Linked DNA regions of Homo sapiens: region 2 is linked to region 1. The links are chromatin loops, found by intact Hi-C in ENCODE. Cell type or tissue: Caco-2. All regions are shown on one strand. Links, peaks and the distances in the headings refer to the core of each region. The heading gives the core; the rest is flanking DNA.

Region 1 (10,500 bases), core at 3,479-5,978:
AGAAGTGATTGAATCCAGGGCTAGGGCAGGCAAAATACAAGATACAGAGTAAGGTTATACTAAATTAAATATAAATAAAAGTGGGCTGGGTGCAGGTGGCTCACGCCTGTAATCCCAACACTTTGGGAGGCCGAGGCGGGCAGATCACCTGAGGTCGGGAGTTTGAGACCAGCCTGACCAACATGGAGAAACCCCATCTCTACTAAAAATAGAAAAACTTAGCCAGACGTGGTGGCAGGAGTCTATTATCCCAGCTACTCGGGAGGCTGAGGCAGGAGAATCGCTTGAACCCAGGAGGCGGAGGTTGCGGTGAGCTGAGATGGTGCCATTGTACTCCGGCCTAGGCAACAAGAGCAAAGCTCTGTCTCTAAATAAATAAATAAATAAATAAATAAATAAATAAATAAATAAAATGAGGACATTCCAAAAAGACACAGGAGCCAGGTTGCCCTGGCCTGGGCAACAAGAGCAAAGCTCCGTCTCAAAATACATAAGTAAATAAATAAATAAATAAAATGGGGACATTCCAAAAAGACACAGGAGCCAACCTGACAGAGCTCCCCATGTCAAAGCTGTTACAATTTGAGAAGGTAAGTGTAAACAATTTGAACAAATTACACCTGCCTATACTGATATGAATAAATGAGTGCATAAATAGATGAGGAAGAAGGAATGACTCTTCTTCACAGTAGAACTCCAATTAATAAATGTAGAAGAAATTAGAGAAATATAAAGATCACCATTAGAAAACCACAATTAATTGTTGCAAGCAAGATCCACAAATGACTGCCAACATTTGTTAAAAACTGTAAGAAGAAACAGGGTATTTAGGGAGCCTCAAAGTATCTCCCATAAAATATGTATTAATTGCAAAGAGGGGAAAAAAGTAATTTTACAGTACAGAAACCTAGCTGATATCACCTGAACCAAATGATCAAGGTTAAAATTACTAATAAAAAGACATGTCAATATCATGTTGTACCTCCTGATATAATGTGATATGATGCACTGAGAAGATTATATCACCTCTGCTGTGTTCTTCCCAGAACTTCATAACCTCAATTTAATCAAGAGAAAAACATCACACAAACTCAAACTGAGGGACTTTCCAAACATGTCAAGGTTATGAAAGAGAAGGAAAGACAGAGATTGTCACAGGTCTGAGGAGACAAAAGAACATGACCACAAAATGTTTCATAACATCTTTGATTGGACCCTGAAACAGAATAAGGATATTCATTTTAAAAAGAATGGTAGAATTCTAATAAAGTCTGTCATTTGTTAATAGTGTTATATACAAATATTCATTTCTTAGTCTTGATAACTGTACCTGGTTATGTAGGATGTTAACATTAGAAAAAGCTGGGTAATAGGTACACAGAAACCCTTTGTGTCATTATGGCAACTCTTCTGTAAATCTAAAGTTATTTCAAAATAACAAGTTAAAATGTTTTAAATTCTCAAAATGTTTAAAATCTTTTGTTATACTAAATGTCCCAATTTGGAGTTTGGAACAATTATCACTGTAATTATAGAAAACATTAAAACATACATTGAATAGTTTTTAATGTATTAAGCACTTACATATATATATATATATATATATATATATATATATATATATATATATGTCACTTGATATGGATCATACAGAGCAATGTTCTTGCCCACAGAAGTTAATAATTTAGACAGTCTGTTTCAAAGCCACATTCCAAGCCCAATATCAATGATACTGAAGAAGAGAAATTTCCATCTCATCAAAGTAGTAAAAGATCCTCAAGGTGCTTGATACTGCAGCAATATTTCCTATTGCCTCTGCAGTGGCTGTAAAGATTACGAACTCTGTGGCTAGATGGGTGGATTCGTTTGTTCTTGCACTGCTATAAGGAAATACCTGAAACTGGGTAATTTATAAAGAAAAAAGGTTTAACTGGCTCGTGTTTCCACAGGCTGCACAGGAAGCATGATGCTCCCATCTGCTCAGCTTCTGGGGAGGCCTCAGGGAACTTTCAATCATGGCAGAAGGCAAAGGGGAAGCAGGCACATCTTTCGTGGTAGGAGCAGGAGCAGGAGAGAGAGGACAAAGGTGCCACACACTTTTAAACAACCAGATGTCATGACAACTCACTATCGTGAAGACAGCGCCAATGGAGGGTGGTGTTAAACCATGAGAAACTGCCTCCGTGATCCAATCACCTCCCCCTAGGCCCCACCTCCAGCACTGGGGATTACAATTCAACATGAGATGTGGGTGGGGACACAGAGCCAAACCCTATCAATGGGGAAACAGTGTGGGAGACTTTTTGAGGTCCATACAGTTGTCCCTGGGCTGCAGCATCCCACAGGGGAGGCTTCACCACCAAGGTTTTTACAGTCACAAGCACTCATTTGCTTATGGTATATGTCTTATCAAAATGACAAAAATACTCCTTTTTATTGCCACAGTAGAAGAAAAAAAACCATTAAGAGCTGATTATTTGAAATGGAAAAATGTCTACATGCCAAGAAAAAAAAGATTTTATCTTGCAATAAAGACCTTTTCCTATAACAACAGCTAATGTTTGTTGAAAGCTTTTAATATGCCAAGTCTTGTGCAAAGCTCTTTATATGCAGGATTTCATCTAATCCTCCTAGGAACCCCATGAAGCATTATTATTATGTCCATATTCAAATAAGAGAATTGAGGTGTTGCAAGGTTAAGTAATGTGCCCAAAGTTGCAAAGGTGGGGAAAGATATATCCAGGAATCAAACCAAAGTCTATCTGTCTTTAGAACTGACTTAACCTCTACCATGTACAACCAGCTTTTTTTTTGGAGACAGAGTCTCGCTCTGTCATCCAGGCTGGAGTGCAGGGGCACCTTCTCGGCTCACTGCAACCTCCACCGCCCAAGTTCAAGTGATTCTCCTGCCTCAGCCTTCCGAGTAGCTGGAATTACAGGCACCCATCACCATGTCTGGCTAATTTTTGTATTTTTAGTAGAGACGGGGTTTCACTACGTTGGCCAGGCTGGTCTCAAACTCCTCACCTCAAGTGATCCACCCACCTCGGCCTCCCAAAGAGCTAGGATTACAGGCATGAGCCACTGCGCCCAGCCAAGGTTTCTTTTCAGAGAAGAATTTTCCAGATGATTATGAGTATAGGCTTATTTACAAGATTTAGAATTAGCTAAAAATATTTTTTCAACTTTTTACAAACATGACTAAGGTGAACATATAACGAAACCTTTTATAAACAAATGCATATACCAATTGGGTGGAGAATTGTTTAATTCGCCACATGAGCACTTAGAACATACTGAAACTTTAAATCTTTTAAGCTTTTATAGCCTACCAGTGGAATGTACTAGGAACTCTGTCTTTTTTTTTTATTTTTTTGAGACAGCATTTCACTCTTGTCTCCCAGGCTGGAGTGCAATGCTGCGATCTTGGCTCACTGCAACCTCCACCTGCCGGTTTCAAGCAATTCTCCTGCCTCAGCCTCCATAGTAGCTAGGATTACAGGCATTCACCACCACACCTGGCTAATTTTATATTTTTAGTAGAGATGGGGTTTCACCATGTTGGCCAGGCCGGTCTCGAACTCCTGTCCTCAGGTGATCTGTCTGCCTTGGCCTCCCTAAGTGCTGGGATTACAGGTGTGAGCCACCGCACCCGGCTGGCACCCTGTCTTCTTAATACCAAAGGTGTCAGCATCATTAGCTGCTAGCCAAATGGCAAACAAAACCACTTTACCTACTTGGCCAAGTAAATATTGCGAAAGTAAGGAAGGGATGGAAAAATAAAGGTTATTTAGTCTTAGCTATTGTATTCCTAAAGTAAATATAATCTTGCAAGTCATCATGGGGAAAATAACTAGGGAAACCTAAATTATCCTCCAAAATTCCCTTTGCCTTTCATATTCAATAAAGCCTAACCCTCCCTCACCATCAATAAGTCAGTCTGTCTTTGGTTTGCTTTGGCGGTTGAATAGCTGCTACGTTAGTGGCATATACAAAATGAGAGGGTAGAAGATCAATAGAGAGATTATGTAAGAAAGAAATTCATTACAGTATCTCTTTATAGCACTTCTATTTGCTTATTGACTAAATATTTATGTTAAGCACTGTCTATGTGCCAGGCACTATACCCCAGCTACAGAAAAAAAAAAAAAAAAAAAATGAATGATATATTCCCTGCCCTCCAGTAGTTCAGTTTCCTGGGGGAATGAGACATAAGTAATCAACTGTAATAGGGCTGAACTTGACCCTAAAGGAGTCAAGTGGAGAAAGCACATATTTTTTTCTGTCTGGGAAAGTCAGGATATTGGGGCTTAAAGTATAAGTTGCGGTTCACCAGGCAGAGAGGGACACAAAAAATATTCCAGGAAGACAGAACAGTATGTTCAAGGTGACTACAAGTAGCTCAGCATGATTGCAGTTCAGGTTGCAAGTTGGGGAGTGGCAGGATATGAGGCTGGAAAGGCAAACATAAGCCCAAATGACATGCATAACTGCCTTGTAATATCACACTTACCTTCTCACTGCATTCTAGAACATGTCTTATTCATCAATGTCTCCCTAACTCAATGTGTGCCATGTAATAGGTCCTCAAATAACAGTACATTAACAGCCCGACAATCTTTTTAAATGTAATTTTATGTCTATCATAATCAGTTGTAAAACTAGGTCAACTTGTATTAAGCTGTTAGTTGGCCTTTTTTAAAACTAATGTAATGACTGCCCTCTAGTGGTTATAAAACAATAAACTTTTCTATCAGTCAATGCCAGTAGCTTTCACTCTTTCCAGTAAGAAAACTTAACTAAGGCATGCCCTTTGATATTTTTATATTCTATTGTATTTTATTTTAAAAAAATGTTGGTTACAAGGAATAATATATCTTCACCCACTAATAGCTTGCCATCCAGTTTGACAACGAGTGTTCTCTGAGAACACTTGGTTTAATATATTAACTATGTCATATAGACTATGGTTTATGATTTAATTTATTCTGAAAGTAGATATGATTTAACGTTTTCTGAAATAGTAGGCTGCTTAAGTTTAACAATACAGATAATATAAATAATACAAATAAAATTCCCCATACACTAATACTAATCATACCTACCAAATATATTATCTTTTCTATTAGTAACTTACATACATTTCACATGTATTACCTCAAAAAAGTCTCTACTACAAATCTGTGTTTACTTTCATTCTTCAGAGTTGCAGACTGAATTTCCTCAGTCATAACAAGACTTACAATAAAGTTATGAAATATAGCTTATTGCTATAATAGGAAAAATAAGAAAACATTCTATAAGGTGATAAACAGGGAAACTGTTAAATTATGGTACATTTATATGATGACTATTACACAGCCATTAAAATTATATTTTCAAAGAATATTTAATGAATTAAAGAAATAACAATGATTCGTTGCTAAGTGGAAAGAGAGGGACCTGGAGCTATACTTAGAGTGTCTCAACCATGGGAGGAAATAAACACATCAAGAAAGAAAAGCCAGGAAATTAATGCAATCAAATATCAGGAGTGGTTTCTCTGCAATCAGATTCCAGGTGATTTTCATTTTTTCTTAATACTTTTTTTTTATATTTTTCACACTATCTACATTGTGCATGTGTAACTTCAGAGAAGTCCAAAAAAATTAAAAGCAAATGAAATTGTCTCCTTTGATAAAAGTGTACACATGAAAGAGAAAGAATGCCCCTCAAAGTCTGCCTTTCCAGATGTCCTGTGTAGCTGAATTACAGACCCTGTAACAGATTTTCTATACTGGAGGATGAGTTTGCTTGTCACAAAAGCATCTTCCAGGGTATTCCTTATCTACAAATATTCGTAAAAGGAGGCCTGGACCTTCAGAATCAGAAGATGAGTAGGTATAATTTTGTGTTATCTCCTGTATATAAGTATCAGTCAAAACAAACTCTCCAAGAACTTTATCTTGGAAAGGTTACATCAGTCTGAGTTTTGTTCCATTGGATGGCCCTTTTTTTTTTTAATTTTTTTAAAGAGATGGGGTCTTGCCATGTTGCCCAGGCTAGTCTCAAACTCCTGGGCTCAAGCAATCTTCCTGCCATCCAGGCCAGGCACAGTGGCACTTTTGACTGCAAAGTATGAAAGCACTAAGAGTATTGCTCTACAGAATGGTAAATATGATATGCAATTTTAAATTAATTTATATTAAAAGGTTGCCAAAGTTATCAATGTTGCTTATATTTCCTAAAATGGATTATGACCTAAACAATATTTATGAACACCTAAAACTCATTAAAAATCTCTTTTCCATTTTTAATATTTTATCCTCATATTTTATTGTATATGCAGTCGTTGTCATAATGCCTTTCTTCCAGAGATTTTTTACAATGCCTTTTTTTAAAGATTAAGTAGAAAACTTTCCAAGAATTTCAAATAATTTTAAAGAAAGAAATTTATACATCAGCCACTCCATCTAACTCTTCATATTAAAGATGAAATCCAAGTACTTTTTAAATGACATTAGTTAAAGCTTCCAATGTCCACGGAAATAAAACTAGTATTTTGCCTTTTTGGTTTCTCCAGCCCAGCAAAGAAAGAATGAAAAAAATATTTGCAGAAAGTGAGAACTTTGTAAGTTACTGCATTGATCAGAAATCAATTCAAAGCTATGTAATACGTATTCACTCAATACAACTTTACTGAGTACCTCTTAAATCATCTCTATGCTTGGGACCAGGGACTCCAATAGAGATCAAATACAATCCCACTAATCAAAACATTTAGCCTATGAGATCTTAAAGACCGGCAAACAGGCAATTACAGCAAAGTGTGAGTGAACACAGATTATAATGAGATTGCCTAGAAGGGCCATCTAATCCAGGACTTGGGCTGTGAAGGCAGGCTTTCTGGAAAATGTGACTACCAAAGTGAGGGCTGAAGGATGGGTTAGACAAGCAAGGATGGAAGAGGATGTAATTTCAGGCATTAGAAACAGCATGTGTCAAACTCAGCCTGCTTTGCCCATACTTCATAAATCTCCAAATCAAACAGGGCTTTCAGGCAAGAGAGCAATTGGAAGCATTATTATACCTCTGCTCTTTCCTGAAGCCCTACTTAAATCACAAGGATTAAAAAGGACAGATAGCAGCCAGGCACGGTGGGTCATGCCTGTAATCTCAGCACTTTGGGAGGCTGAGGCAGACGGATCACCTGAAGTCAGGAGTTTGAGACCAGCCTGGCCAACCTAGTGAAACCCCGTCTCTACTGAAAATACAAAAAAATTATCCAGGCGTGGTGTCAGGCACCTGTAATCCCAGCTACTCGGGAGGCTGAGGCAGGAGATTCGGTTGGACCCGGAAGGCAGAGGTTGCAGTGAGCCGAGATCGCGCCACTGCACGACAGCCTGGGCGACAGAGTGAGACTCTGTCTCAAAAAAACAGAGAAAGAGATACCCTAGATGTCTCAATTGTTGTAAGTAATAATAAAATAAAAGGAGGGAGTACAAGACAAAGAGAAAACAAGGGAAGACAGCGCCAAAACTTGGAAGGTTAGAAAGCAGGTGATGAAGTGGTAACTGATTTAGATAATCAAAGAAAGCTAAAACCTATGCTGGCAGTAGGGGAAGCCTAAAGCAAGCCAGTCTTTCCTGCAAAACCAGAAAGGCCCAGGTTTGAAAGTCATCCGGTAGTTCTGCAAACTGGGGGTAAAGGTAAGACTGAAACAGTAATGATTAGTTGGAAGTCTGTTAGACAAACAGTTAAACCCCAGATCCAAATGTCATGCAAGACAGCTGGACCACTCTCCTTCTTTTGCCAAAGCAGGAACATTTAACTTTAAAACTATGAATAAACGAGAATTTCTTTAACCCATTAGAAGGCATTTAGTGGTTGCTGAGGGCTTGCTGCTGAGATAGTCCCGTCAGGACCTGAGGAGTCTTTCCCCAGCTGACAGGAATGTCGGCGGCTGACAGCTCTCAGCTGAGTCACTCTCCAGGCATTTCCCGCAGGCCAAGAGACTCCTCACACGGGGCCACACCCAGTCCCTGAGGGCCGCCCTTATCCAATGCCTGGTTGATGTGGGGCATGAAGTCCTGGCCCCTTTGCCTCAAGGTAGGTCCGTTTTGAAAGGCACGACTGCACACCAGCAAGAAACGACCAAAAAAAAAAATTTGTAACTTTTTAAAAGATACCATTTACAAAAATAACCAAATTTAAAATGCCAACTCTGAATCTTTAAAAAGATATGCAAGCCTTTTCTGGAAAAAAGATTAAAATATTGAAAGACATTTTAAAAGATTTAAATAAATGGATGTATATACCATATCCTTGGATTTGAAAACTCAATATCATGTCAGTTCCTCCCATTGATATTAAACATTCAATGCAATTCCAACTAAAACACTCAAGGCCTGTTTGTGGAATTTGACAAGATGATCTAAAAATTTATGTGAAAGAGGAAAGAACAAGAATAGCCCAGATACACCTGTGTCCGAAGACTAACGTGGAGGTACTTGCCCTATCAAATAACAAGACTTTTTGTTTTTCTCTCCTTTTTTTGACACAGAATCTTGCTCTGTCACCCACGCTGGAGTGCAGTGGCACTATCTCAGCTCACTGCAACCTCCACCTCCCGGGTTCGAGTGATTTTCCTGCCTCAGCCACCCAAGTAGCTGGGATTATAGGCATGCACCACCACGCCAGGCTAATTTTTGTATTTTTAGTGGAAACAGCATTTTGCCATGTTGGCCAGGCTGGTCTCAAACTTCTGGCCTCAAGTGATCCATCAACCTCAGCCTCCCAAAGTGTTGGGATTACAGGCGTGAGCCATGGCACCCAGCAAAAGCTCTTATAATTAAGATAATGTGGTACTGGCACAAGATACATATAAAAATCAATAAAGTACATATTAAAAATCAAAATACATATAAAAATAAATAAAAACTCTTGCAAATAAACCTGATTTACAGCAAAGCAGGCGTTGTATCAAGCTACAATAGCTATGGTAGTTATGAACACGCACCGCTCAGATTTCCTTTCAAGAGATAACCTGCGCAAAAGAGACTGTTGGCTGACAGCCCCTACCTGCTGTACCTCCTGCATCCACCATGGTGTTCACATCAATGCCTTTCTCCCCGCAGACTGTTCCCAGTGACTGAACATTGTGGAAGACTGTGGAAAATTGTGGGTGTCCCAGAAACAGACAATTCTTAACCAGTGAGGGACTTCTCTGGTGGATAGTCTTTACATATGGGTGCCTCAATAGGCCTGGGCAAGACTTCCTTTTTCAGAGCTACTTCTTCCTTCCCATGCTCTTTTCACATGTGTCAGACACACATCATAACATCATAACCTTTATCCTTCACAGGTGTTTCTTCCCAATAAATCTCATACACCTCTAATTCCATCTTGAGATCTGCTTTTCAGAGGAACTTAACTGACATAGTTGGTACCAGGAACAGTCCAAGAAAGCAGGCTAAAAGGTGGAGATTGGGGATGGAATCACTGAATGGCAAGGAAAACCCCATGCTGAGTGGAGAGTGGGTCACAGATTGTCCCTGGCTCAAGGTAGTGGCTCGACTGCCACTATTTCACAGGTGATGACCTGGGGAAACATTCCCTGAGAAAAACAGGCTTGCCAATTCAAGAATCCAGGCATTTAAAAGATGCAGTGGGACTAACACCTGCAAAGACAGTAGCTAGTTATTACTAAGTTGAATTGAAAACCTTCAGAGTGATGAGAAACTGAGAGCAGTTAACAACTAAAGGTTAAGTATGAGAGCCAGGATGCACTTGCGGTGGTATTGCTTACAAAGAGATCCTTATCACCCTGCAGTGGAAGAGAGCTCAGCTGCGGGGCAATCATAGGACTTAGAATAAGGAGCTGCAGAGGCATTTATCAGGCAAGGCAGATCTGTCACAAAAAGACCAGAGCCCTGAAACATCTGGGTGGGTAGCCCCAAGAATTCCTGGTCACTGGATTCCCAAATCGGTGCCTATCTCTCCTACCATTAGGAGACTGCAGGAACCAACAAGATCTCAGTGATGCTGCTGCCTCTTCCTGCAGATCCTTCTTGCAGATCCTTCAGACCTAGAACTTCCCCAGCTGTATTGGGCTGGGATTTAACACTAGTTATCTGCTTGTCAGCAGACGGAGGGTAACTGTGAGGGGTTTCTGGCTGCCTTGTGGTGGAAAGGCCTCAGTAGGGTCTTCTCAGGTGGAGTAAATGCTAGCTCTTAACAAGGAGTAGTGAGAGAGGGGCACTGATATCACGAAGAACTTCAGTGGTGGCTCTGCTCTGTAGGCCAGGACTGAAGGTATGAGAGGAGATCAAGCCTCCTCTATTACAGAGCTGGGCTCCTTAATTGTAGCGAGCATGATGAGCCCCCAGAGTAAGAGAGACCAGGTAACTGCCAGAAGCCAGGGGCCACAGTTACTCTAAAAACCAGCAAGGTTAAAGAAGCAGCAGAGGGGGCTTGGTTGTCAGGCAGTTGTAGAAATGATGAATATAATTTGGAGTTTCT
Region 2 (10,500 bases), core at 3,634-6,133, 580 kb before region 1:
TATATTTTTAAATTATACTTCATAATGTATATATATTTATGGAGTACAATTTGATGTTTCAATACATATATATGTTGTATAATGGTCAAATCAAGGTGTTTAGCATATCCAACACCTCATACGTTTATTATTTTTATGGTGAGAATGTTCAAAAGCCTCTAGCTATTTTGTAATATAAAATACCTTATTGTTAACCATTGTCACCCTCCTGTGCAATGGAACACCAGAATTTATGTCTGCTATCTAATTGTAACTTTGTACCCATTGACCAAACTCTCCTTATCTTCAGTCTCTGGTAAACACTGTTTTAGTCTCTGCTTCTATAATATCAACTGCCTTTAAAAAAAAAAAAAAAAAAAGGATTTCAAAAAGAGTGAAATCAGGCAGTATTTTTCTTTCTGTGTCTGACTTATTTTACTTAACATGATGTCCTCCAGATCCATCCACATTGTCACAGAATTTCATTCTTTTTTATTGTTGAATATTATTTAATTATGTATATATGACACATTTTTAAATTCATTCATCTGTTATTGGACGCTTGGCTTGATTCCATGTCTTGGCATTTATAAAAAGGGTGAAATAAACATGAGAGTACAAATATCTCTTCATCATATTGATTTCATTTCATTTGGATATGTACCCAGTAATGGGATTGCTGGATTATTAGGCAGTTTGATTTTTAATTTTTAAAAGAATCTCCATACTGTTTTCTATAGTGGCTATAGTAATTTACAATCCACCAACAGTGTGTTAAGTACTTCCTTTTCTAGTCACCTTTTCCAATGCTTGTTTTCATTTGACTTTTTGATAATAGGCATTCTAACTGGAGGGAGATGGTCTGTCATTGTGCTTTTAATTTGCATTTCAAATTTATGAATGGTTGGTGATGCTAAGCATTTTTTCATGTACGTTTTGGCCATTTGAATGTCTTCCTTTGAGAAATGTCTATTAAAATATTGCTCATGTTTTAATCAAGTTATTTGTGGGGGGGGGTTATTTTGTTTTGTTAGTTTTGTTGTTGTTGTTAACTTTCTTATATATTCTGGTTATTAACCCCTTATCAGATGTATGCATAGCTTGCAAATATCTCTCCAATTCTGGCAATTGTCTCTTCATTCTGTAGATTGTTTCTTTTGCTATGCAAAAGCTTTTTAGTTTGATGTAATCTCATTTTTCTAATTTTCTTGAGGTCTTATTTTAAAAATGCTTCCCCAGCCCAATTCCATAAAATGTTTCCCCTATGTTTGCTTCTCGTAATTTCATTTAAGTATTTAATCCATTTTGAGTTGATTTTTGTATATGGTAAGAAGTAGAGATGTAGTCTCATTCTTCTCCATATGGGTATTTAATGTTTCCAGCACCATTTATTGAAGATACTATCATTTCCCCAATGTGTGTTCTTGGCACCTTTGTCAAAAGTCTGTTGGCTATAGGTGCAATAATTTATTTCTGGGCTCTCCATTTTGTTTCATTGATCAGTGTGTCTTTTTTTTTTTTTTTTACAAGTACCACGCTCTTTTGTTAACTGTAGCTTTGTAGTATATGTTGAAATCACATAGTGTGATTCCTTTAGCTTTGCTCATTTTGCTGTTGATTGTTTTGGCTGTTTTAGGTCTTTTGTAGTTCCATATGAATTTTAGATTTCTTTTTATTTTTGTGAACAATGTCATTGGAATTTTTGTAGGTATTGCATTAAATCTGTAGATACCATTTGGTAATATGGCCATTTTAACAATATTAATTCTTCCAATTCATGAACACAGGATGTCTTTTTACTTATTTGTGCTTTCTTCAATTACTTTTATCAGTGTTTTATAGTTTTCCATGTGGTGTTATTTCAATTCCTTGATTTAGTTTATTCCTAGTTACCTTTAATTTTGTAGTTACTGTAAATGAAAATTTTTTTTCAGATAGTCTGCTATTCACAAATAAAAATGCTACTGATTTTTACATGTAGATTTTGTATCCTGTAACTTCAGTAAATTCATTTAATAGTTCTAACAGTTGTTGTTGTTGTTATTGTTTTTTCTGGTGGAGTTTTAGGGTTTTCTATATATAAGATAATGTCATCTAAAGACAGGGACAAGTTAACATCCTCCTTTTCAATTTGGATTCCCTTTATTTCTTTTTCTTCCCTCATTGCTCTGGTTAGGACTTCCAGTACTATATTGAACAGAGTGGTGAAAGTGGGCACCCTGTCTTGCTCCTGATCTTAGAGGTAAACTTTTAGCTTTTCCCTGTTTAATGTGTTAGCTGTGAGTTTATCACATATGGCCTTTATTCTATCGAGGCACATACTTTCTATATCTAATTTGTTGAGCATCCTTGTCATGAAGGAATGTTGAATTTTGTCAAATGCTTTTTCTGCATCTATTGAAATGATCATGTGAGTTTTTTTCCTCTCTTTTTGTTAATGTAGTGTATCACGTTTATTGATTTGCTTATGTGGGATCATTCTTGTATACTTGGGATAGATTCCACTGGCAAGCATCTTGTTAAGAATGTTTGCATCTATGTTCATCAGGGATATTGGTTTGTACTTTGTTGTTGTTGTTGTGTTATGGTTTGGCTTTGGAATCAGGGTAATGCTGGTGGGATTACAGGCATGAGCCATTGTGCCTGGCCAGAAGACTGATGTTTATTTGTTGATTTTTTGTCTAAATGATCTATCTACTGTTGAAAGTGGGGTGTTGTAGTTTCCTACTATTATTATATTACAACCTGTCTCTCACCTTAGATCTAATAATATTTGCCTTATATATTTGGATACTCTAGTGTTGAGTGCATAAATATTTAAAACTATTATATCTTCTTGTTGTATTGATCTCTTTGTCATTGTATAATGACCTTCTTGACCTCTTTTTGCCATTTTTGATATAAAGTCTAATTTATATGTAAGTATGGCTGTCCTGGTTGCTTTTGGTTTCTGCTTGCATGGATTTTTTTTTAATATTCCTTTACTTTCAGTGTGTATTTGTGTTTAACAATGAAATGAGTCTCCTGTATACGACATATCATCAGGTCTTGTTTTTCTGTTTTCCTGATTTTTCAAAAATCCATTCAGTGACTCTGTCTTTTAATTGGAGAATTCAATCCATTACATTCCAGATAATTATTGATAGGTAAGGACTTACTACTGCTATTTTGTTACTCACATTCTAGTCATTTTGTTACTCACATTCTAGTCATTTTGTAGATTATTTCTTCTTTTTTTCCTCTCTTGCTGTTTTCTTTTGTGGTTAGGTGATTTTCTTCAGCAATGTGTTTTGATTCCTTGCTTTTTATTTTTAGTGTATCCATTATAGGTTTGTGCTTTGTGGTTACCAAGAGGCTTACAAAAGACATCTTATAGTTATAACCAGTTATTTTTAACCTGATAGCAACTTAACTTTAGTCCTGTCAAAAAAGAAATAATCAAAATAAAACTCAACGCTTTAAATTTATTTCTGCCCCTCCAAAATTTTGAATTTTTGATGTCACAATTTGCATATTTTTATATTGCCTATCACTTAACAAACATTTGTAGTTACAATTATTTTTAAATATTTTGTCTTTTATTCTTCATATTAAGGATATAAGTGGTTTATATACCACAATTACCATATTATTGTATTCTGAATTTGTCTGTATGCTTAATTTTACCAGTGAGTTTTAAACTTTCAGATGTTTTCTTGTTACACCTCTTCTTTCAGTTTGAATAACTCCCTTTAGCATTTCTTGCAAGACAGGTCTGGCAGTGATGAATTCCCTATGCTTTTGTTTGTCTGAGAAAGTCTTTATCTATCCTTCATTTCTGAAGGATAATTTTGCCAGGTATAGTATTCATGGGTGGCAATTTTTTTTTTTCCTTCCGCACTCAGAATATATCATCCTACCCTCTCTTGGCTTGTAAGGTTTCTACTCAGAAGTTTACTGCCAGAGTGAACTTTGGGTGACATTTATAAGTCATTTGCTTCTTTTCTCATGCTGCTTTCGGAATCCTGTCTTTGTCACTGACCTTTGAGAGTTTAGTTACAATATGTCTTGGGATAGTCATATTTATATTGTATCTATTTGGTGATATTGAACCTTCCTATACTTGGATATTTATATCTTTCTCCGTGTTTGGAACATTTTCTGTTAGTATTTACTTGAATAAGTTTCTACCTCTTTGTCATTTTCAAGTCTCTCTTGAACTTCAGTGACCCTTATATTTGCTCTTTTGATGTTGTCCCTTAGGACCTGTAAGCTTTGTTTCTTTTCATTCTTTTTAATTTTTTCTCCTCTATTTTCAATTAGTTTATCTTTGAGCTTGCTGATTCTTCCTTCTGCTTGATCAATTGTGTTGTTGAGACCTTCTATTGTATTTTTGAGTTCATTAATCACATTTTTCAGCTTTAGGCTTTCTGTTTGATTTTTAAGTTTTTTTTTCAATATCTTTGTTAAAGTTATCTGATAAATATCTGAATTGCTTTTCTGTGTTATTCTGAAATTCACTGGGTTTCCCCAAAACTACTATTTTAAATTCTTGATCTGAGAGGTTACACATTGCCATCCTATTAGGGTCAGTCATTGGTTTCTTATTTTGTTAATTTTTGAGGCCACAGTTTCCTGTTTGCTCTTGCTTATTTTGGATGTATTTTTATGTCTTTGCACTGAAGTATTAGGTATTTATTCCAGGCTTCTCTGTCTGTCTTGCTTTGTGTTGATCTTTCTAGAGTATATATGTCTAAAGGTCCTAGGCAGACTGTTAAGGTGCCTTATCTCAAGATTGCTGACTCCTTCTCAGCACTAGATGGTGCCCTAAGCTAATCTTTGCTCTAGCTCTTTCACAGGTTCTGAGTTTTGCATAGTGCCTATTTTTGGATGGGCCTGGGGGTGGGATCCAAAGTGGATACATGGCTGTCTGGGAAGGCTGGCGAAGGTTTGTGCCCAAAGCAGTCATGGATAATGCCTCCTATAGCATGATCCTGCTGAAGAGCCTTTCTGATTTATGCCTCCCTAGGTAGAAATGAAGAGCAGCCACCAGATTTTGCATGCTGACTGCTGCTAGCCTCACCTCCACTTTTTGTCTCTGGCTGACCTAAGGAGTTTTTACCCTACAGGCACTTGCAATGATTCCCTTGGGTTAAGGCAGGAATGTTTTTCCTTCTAAGGAACCCAGGATGGTGGAGAAGCCAGCTGTCTGCCTTGATCTCAGTTTTTCCATTGTAGAGGCTACACTTTTTCAGTGTAGAAAGAAGTCTAGGGGCAGTTTTCCATGTGGTGCCTGGCAGCTTGCTGGAGGGGCATCAAGGTTAAAGAAATTCATTTCCCCTACCTTCTGCTCCTGGTTTTTCACTTCTCTGAGGCTCTAGGGATTGTCGCAGCCTCAGTTTTAAGTTTTGGAATATTCCGGGTGATAATCTTGGCACTAGATAGTTGTTTTTGCTTTTCTATGAGGGAGAGTGAAGCCAGATTGCTCCTACTCTGCCATTTTGATGCCATCAGTGAATCCATTTTAAATTTTCACTGAATCATCTGCTGGTGGTGATTAAAGAAGAAACTTCAGTGTTTGACATGTTAACAAAAGGCAGCTAAGTGGTTGCAAAGGTCACATGGCAGAGTCAACAAATCAGCAGCTATTGCTAGGGAAGAATGAGGGCAAGAGCAGTCTCAGGGTTTCTTTTTCTCTTTGAGCTCAGCACACAGTCTTGCAGAGAAGCAACCTTTCTTCCCCTCATATTTCTTGAATTGTGTAGTGGTTGTTATTCTTTTTCATCTTCTGGCTGCTACTTCATTTTTGAGTTTTATTTTGACATAAAAGAGGCACTGCTCCACGCTTCAGTTTTTGTTTTCTTCTTTTTTCTCCACTTTAATCTACATTCTCCTTCTGCCTCTTGGCTCTCACCCATCTTTCATTTGGAGAGTATCAGCAGGAATCAGCCAGAGGGATAGTTTGCTGTATATAGAATTGGCCTCTTCAAGCTGTAGACAGACTTTCCCAGAATGTCATTTCAATGTCAGACAGGTCTTCAGGGCAGCAACACAGTACCTGGAAGGATGGGATGGCCATAAAAATGTGCCAATCAGATCTCTTGCTTCGGGGAGCATAACTGATTGGTAGCCTCAGCTGCTCTTCTTCTAGCTCTTCCCTGCTCATTTGTTTGTGCCAAAAGCATGCCTCCCATGAATTCCTTCCAGCTAACAAATGAGCATAGTGGGGATACTGGCCTCACAGATGCAGGCCTATTCCTGTAAAACACAGGACTCTTGTTTTGGTGACTTTACTTGAGAATTTCCATATGGCTAAAACCTTGTTAGAACTGTGCTGCAGCTTGGAACTCTTATTACTTAATCCCCCTTAATTTCTCCTTTGGAAGCCCCAAAGATGTTTAAATGCTGAGAAAGATTGAAAATGGCTGAGAAAACTTGGGACCCTAAAAAATGAGATGGGGGCAACTGGATGGATTTCCTGAGGATATTGACTCTGCACACTCCTCCCCATGCTGACCATTCTCAGAGCTTTCAGCAGTTAACAACCCTTCCCTAGTAAGAACTACGCTACCCTCTTGGTAGAAGATAAAGCAGTGAATCAAGAAGAATCCCACTCAAGAGCTGCCTCTACTTCCTCTCCTGCATTCCACACTGATAACTATGATTCCAGCTGAAGATGTGCTGGGCCAGATAAGGGAAGGAAGAAATTATATACTAGAGAAACTATGAATTTTAGCTAGCTTATACTTGTATTGGAATTTTAGTGATATTTGATGGAGGGTACTGGAATGTAAGAGTGGACAAGCAAAAATTCATTGACTTGGGGGAACTTTCTCGACACGGAATTTAACATTCTTGTGAGGACCCCTGGGGATAGGGTAAACTCACCTCTAGGGTGGCTATTAGAAGCCTGGAGCATTGTGGAGGTAAATTGCAGGCTCCTTCCTGTGAGAAATGCAATTTTGCCTGGAGTATTTCAACAGGCACCCTCAGCTGATGTGTTTGCCGTTGGCCTGGCTGACACTTTCTTAGAAACACACTGCAGTTTGCTGCAGGTTGAATTGCCTTCCACTGAGTCATCCTTCTTTTCCCCTCTTTCACAGCTGTCTGACTCCGCCCACTCTTTGAATTTCCCTCTTCTTTTTTTTTTTTTTTTTTTTGGTTTGTTTGGTTTTTTTGAGACGGAGTCTCGCTCTGTCGCCCAGGCTGGAGTGCAGTGGCACAATCTCGGCTCACTGCAAGCTCCGCCTCCCGGGTTCACGCCATTCTCCTGCCTCAGCCTCCCGAGTAGCTGGGACTACAGGTGCCCACCACCATGCCCAGCTAATTTTTTTGTATTTTTAGTAGAGATGGTGTTTCACCGTGTTAGCCAGGATGGTCTCGATCTCCTGACCTCGTGATCCGCCTGCCTTGGCCTCCCAAAGTGCTGGGATTACAGGCGTGAGCCACCGTGCCCAGCCTGAATTTCCCTCTTCTTTATCCTATTGGGGTATTTCCCCCAATAAATCTCTTGTATGTAACATCTCATCTTGGTGTCTGCTTTTAAGAGGAATCCAAATTAACATAGGGGAACATTCTGGTATTAGTCTATGAGGGGAAAAGCCAGAAAGAGGTAGAAACTCCATAAAAACTTGTTTTTCTTGAGAAATTATTTTCCCTGGATTTTTCCCCCAAAATCTCCAGTAAACAAGCAATGAGTTGTTTGTCCCCAAGCTATCCTTACACCCTCAGACTTAGAATTCTATTTCCCAAGGCTACTCCCCTTCACAGGAGAATATAAATTACAACACTCATACAGCAGAGATTGAAGAGCATGAGCTCCAATTTAGACTTCTGAGGCCAGAGGGCTCTGATTCTATCCTCAGAGTTCTCATTCCAAGTCAGTTTTAAGCTGATAATTATGGAAACAAAAGGAAGCTTGCTGATCACAGTCCTGTGTGGTCTGTCTGTGCGCAATGTGTCTCAATCCCTCCCTTTACTTTCATACTTAATAATGTTATCTGTTACCCATTAGGGAGCCATAAGATCTATTCCCACATAGGACCCATCCCAGATGAATCCTTGTGTGGTTCTGATTAGGTTTCAGGCTCCACCCAGCCCAGAGATTTTGTAATTTGACAGGAAGAGCTGCCTTGGGGTTTGATAGAAATACCTGGAAGTGAGAGCCCACCTTGTGCCAATTTCCTTCCATTTGAGTGAAATTACTTTTACTTCGCCACTTTCACTTTCACCTTCACCAAACACACCCTCACTTTTGAACAAGACTCACCTGGTTGATATTGGCTGCCTTCCCTGAGGCTCCTATATTGTGAATTTTTACAAATATTCTTCTGCATCCCTCCTCACCTGTGAGTAGTTTGTGCACCTACTTGCAAACGTTCATTTGCTGTGTGAAGTGCGCGTTACTTTGATATGTCTTTCCCAAAACGTGTGTCATAGAACATCGATTCCTTGAGATGTTAATAATTGTCCTGCAAAAATGGCTTCAGTCAAATAAATTTAGAGAAGTCTGTGTTTAAAAATACATATGTATAGGAACACATAAAACATTTTGACTTTAAGACTTCTCAGGGTCTTTAAGGTGATCAAGAGTGTGGTGAATCTTCAAGAGGGAGATAAAGTATGTAATAACTTCCAAAATTATTTACCACAAAATTCATAGAGTCCATTCTTATTTTTGCAGTAACTTCACAGCTGATGCCTCAGGGACTGGCATGCACAAAATTCAGGGCTGCATGTGAGAAGGGTGTGGGGTGCCTTCCCCTGATAAGGAGTCTCTGCTGAAATAAGACTGATCCCTGTTGCCCCTCCAAGGAGCTTCCTGCAGCAAGAGCCATTGAGACTGCAAATGATTTGATTTTAACGTCCTGGATGCTTCTATGGCAACATAAAGGTGTTTAATGCTAGTCCCTGCCTTCAACTTTAAACACTGCCAGACCCAGACTCTGAGATGTGCAGTTAATTATTTTAGTTCCTTTTCTTCCCGGATTCAATTGGGTTCCATCAAAAACACAAAGCTCATCATGGCTGAGAAAAACAGGTCACAGTTGGAATTCATTTGGCAATAGAGGATATTGGATTATGTCCCTGAATATCTGTTTTGAAAACACTAAAACTTCCAAGCTTTTGCTAAACAAACTGTTCCTGTTTATGTGACACACCATAAGCCATGGGTCCTGACTGTACTTCTGTTCGAAGGCCTCCAAAATTGTAGTTTATATTCAAATCTATCGCACATCAAAATCCAAATTTGAGAAGACTCCAGGATACATATACATTCGGTGCTATGGTCTAAACATAACCTGAATTGCTTTAGAATGAACATTTTTGTCAATTACTCTCTGGAGTTAGGGACTCCTTTCCATGTAGATCACCTGACAAACCCAAGCAGGAAATACAGCCTAAGTCAAATTGAAAAGATTTAAGTGCTTGGCTAATACAGCAAATCCTAGGGATCTAGGATTCAGGGGACATTCCCTTATTGGTGGTTTTCTTACAATCTTGAGGCTCAGTCTGATGGTTGGACATAATTGAATGTTTAAATACTCCAGGGCTAACTCAATGAGCCTGGGAATATAAAGAGAACTGCTGTTGCACTGTGGAATATTCAGTTATTACATGCAATTTCTTTAAAAGTTCCCATGCATTTTCTTTACCACTGAGGATTTACTTCAATATTTATTTTTATTTATATATTTATTACTCCCTTCCACTGAAGATCTGAGGGCATAGATTTATTCCAAGAATATGAGCTCTTTCCAAATATACAAGACTAGTTTTCTATTCATTTGTTGTTCATTCTGCATTGGTTCCCCAAAAGTGAACCACATTGCTATTCCTATAGGGATAGGACATTGCAACTCCCTCTTTCCACTTAGTAATTTTTTTCCTGGAGAAGGATGACAGTGTCTACGAGGGAGGCCTGTTTGTTGTGGCATGTGGCATAACAGGGAGAAGGTCCATAAAGGGAGGAGTGATGGAAGGTGTGGTTAAGAAGGGATAAGGGGAAATGAGGACAGAATTAATGAGCATGTTAGGAACAAGAAGATGTCGGGAAACTCTGTGTATTTGACTTTCTGAAGTTCACAGTTTCAACACATGCGTTTGGCTTGGTTTAACTACATGGAGCTTTGATAATGCTCTTTTCCTAAGGGAAACACTGACACTTCAGGCTTGCAGAGACAAGCACAGTCTAGCTCAAGCTTGTCCAACCCACAGCCCACTGGCCACATGTGGCCCAGGATGCCTTTGCAGCCCAATGCAAATTTGTAAACTTTCTTAAAACATGAGATTTTTTTTTGCAATTTTTTTAGCTCATCAGCTACTGTTAGTGTTAGTGTATTCTGTGTGGAGCCCAAGACATTTCTTCTTCCAATGTGGCCCAGGGAAGCCAGAAGTTGGACACTCCTGCTCCAGCTGAATGCTTTTTGCAGGATCTTTTTTTTTTAAATGTCCAAAGGAAATAAAATAAAAAGCCCAGAATATTTTGTAAGACAAAAAATATATTACTGTAGTTGGAAGCCATGACCTAGGAAGGGGTGG

The links. Hi-C counts contacts between places; a loop is a spot of excess contacts. Peaks named below come from ENCODE experiments on the same cell type or tissue, not always from the same donor. Only the 100,000 strongest peaks of a DNase experiment are listed, where the experiment ranks them.
Region 2: a loop joins it to region 1, with 11 times the contacts of the local background. A loop is called at or near these places in 4 of 110 quality-filtered maps.

What each region holds. Positions count from the first base shown.
Region 1 is chr11:102,003,312-102,013,811 of GRCh38, forward strand. No RefSeq gene overlaps it. Among named protein-coding and RNA genes, the nearest start is that of CFAP300, 39 kb to the right of the region's middle. RefSeq lists enhancers at 6,700-7,326, 7,612-8,811. In Caco-2, for the core only: CTCF peaks have their summits at 4,692 (motif pointing left) and 4,896; a DNase peak (open chromatin) is centred at 4,430.
Region 2 is chr11:101,424,306-101,434,805 of GRCh38, forward strand. LOC124902737 (a long non-coding RNA gene) reads right to left here. Exons shown (of 3, transcript XR_007062861.1): 3 at 10,421-10,500. Among named protein-coding and RNA genes, the nearest start is that of MIR3920, 90 kb to the right of the region's middle. In Caco-2, for the core only: a CTCF peak has its summit at 4,782 (motif pointing right); a DNase peak (open chromatin) is centred at 5,588.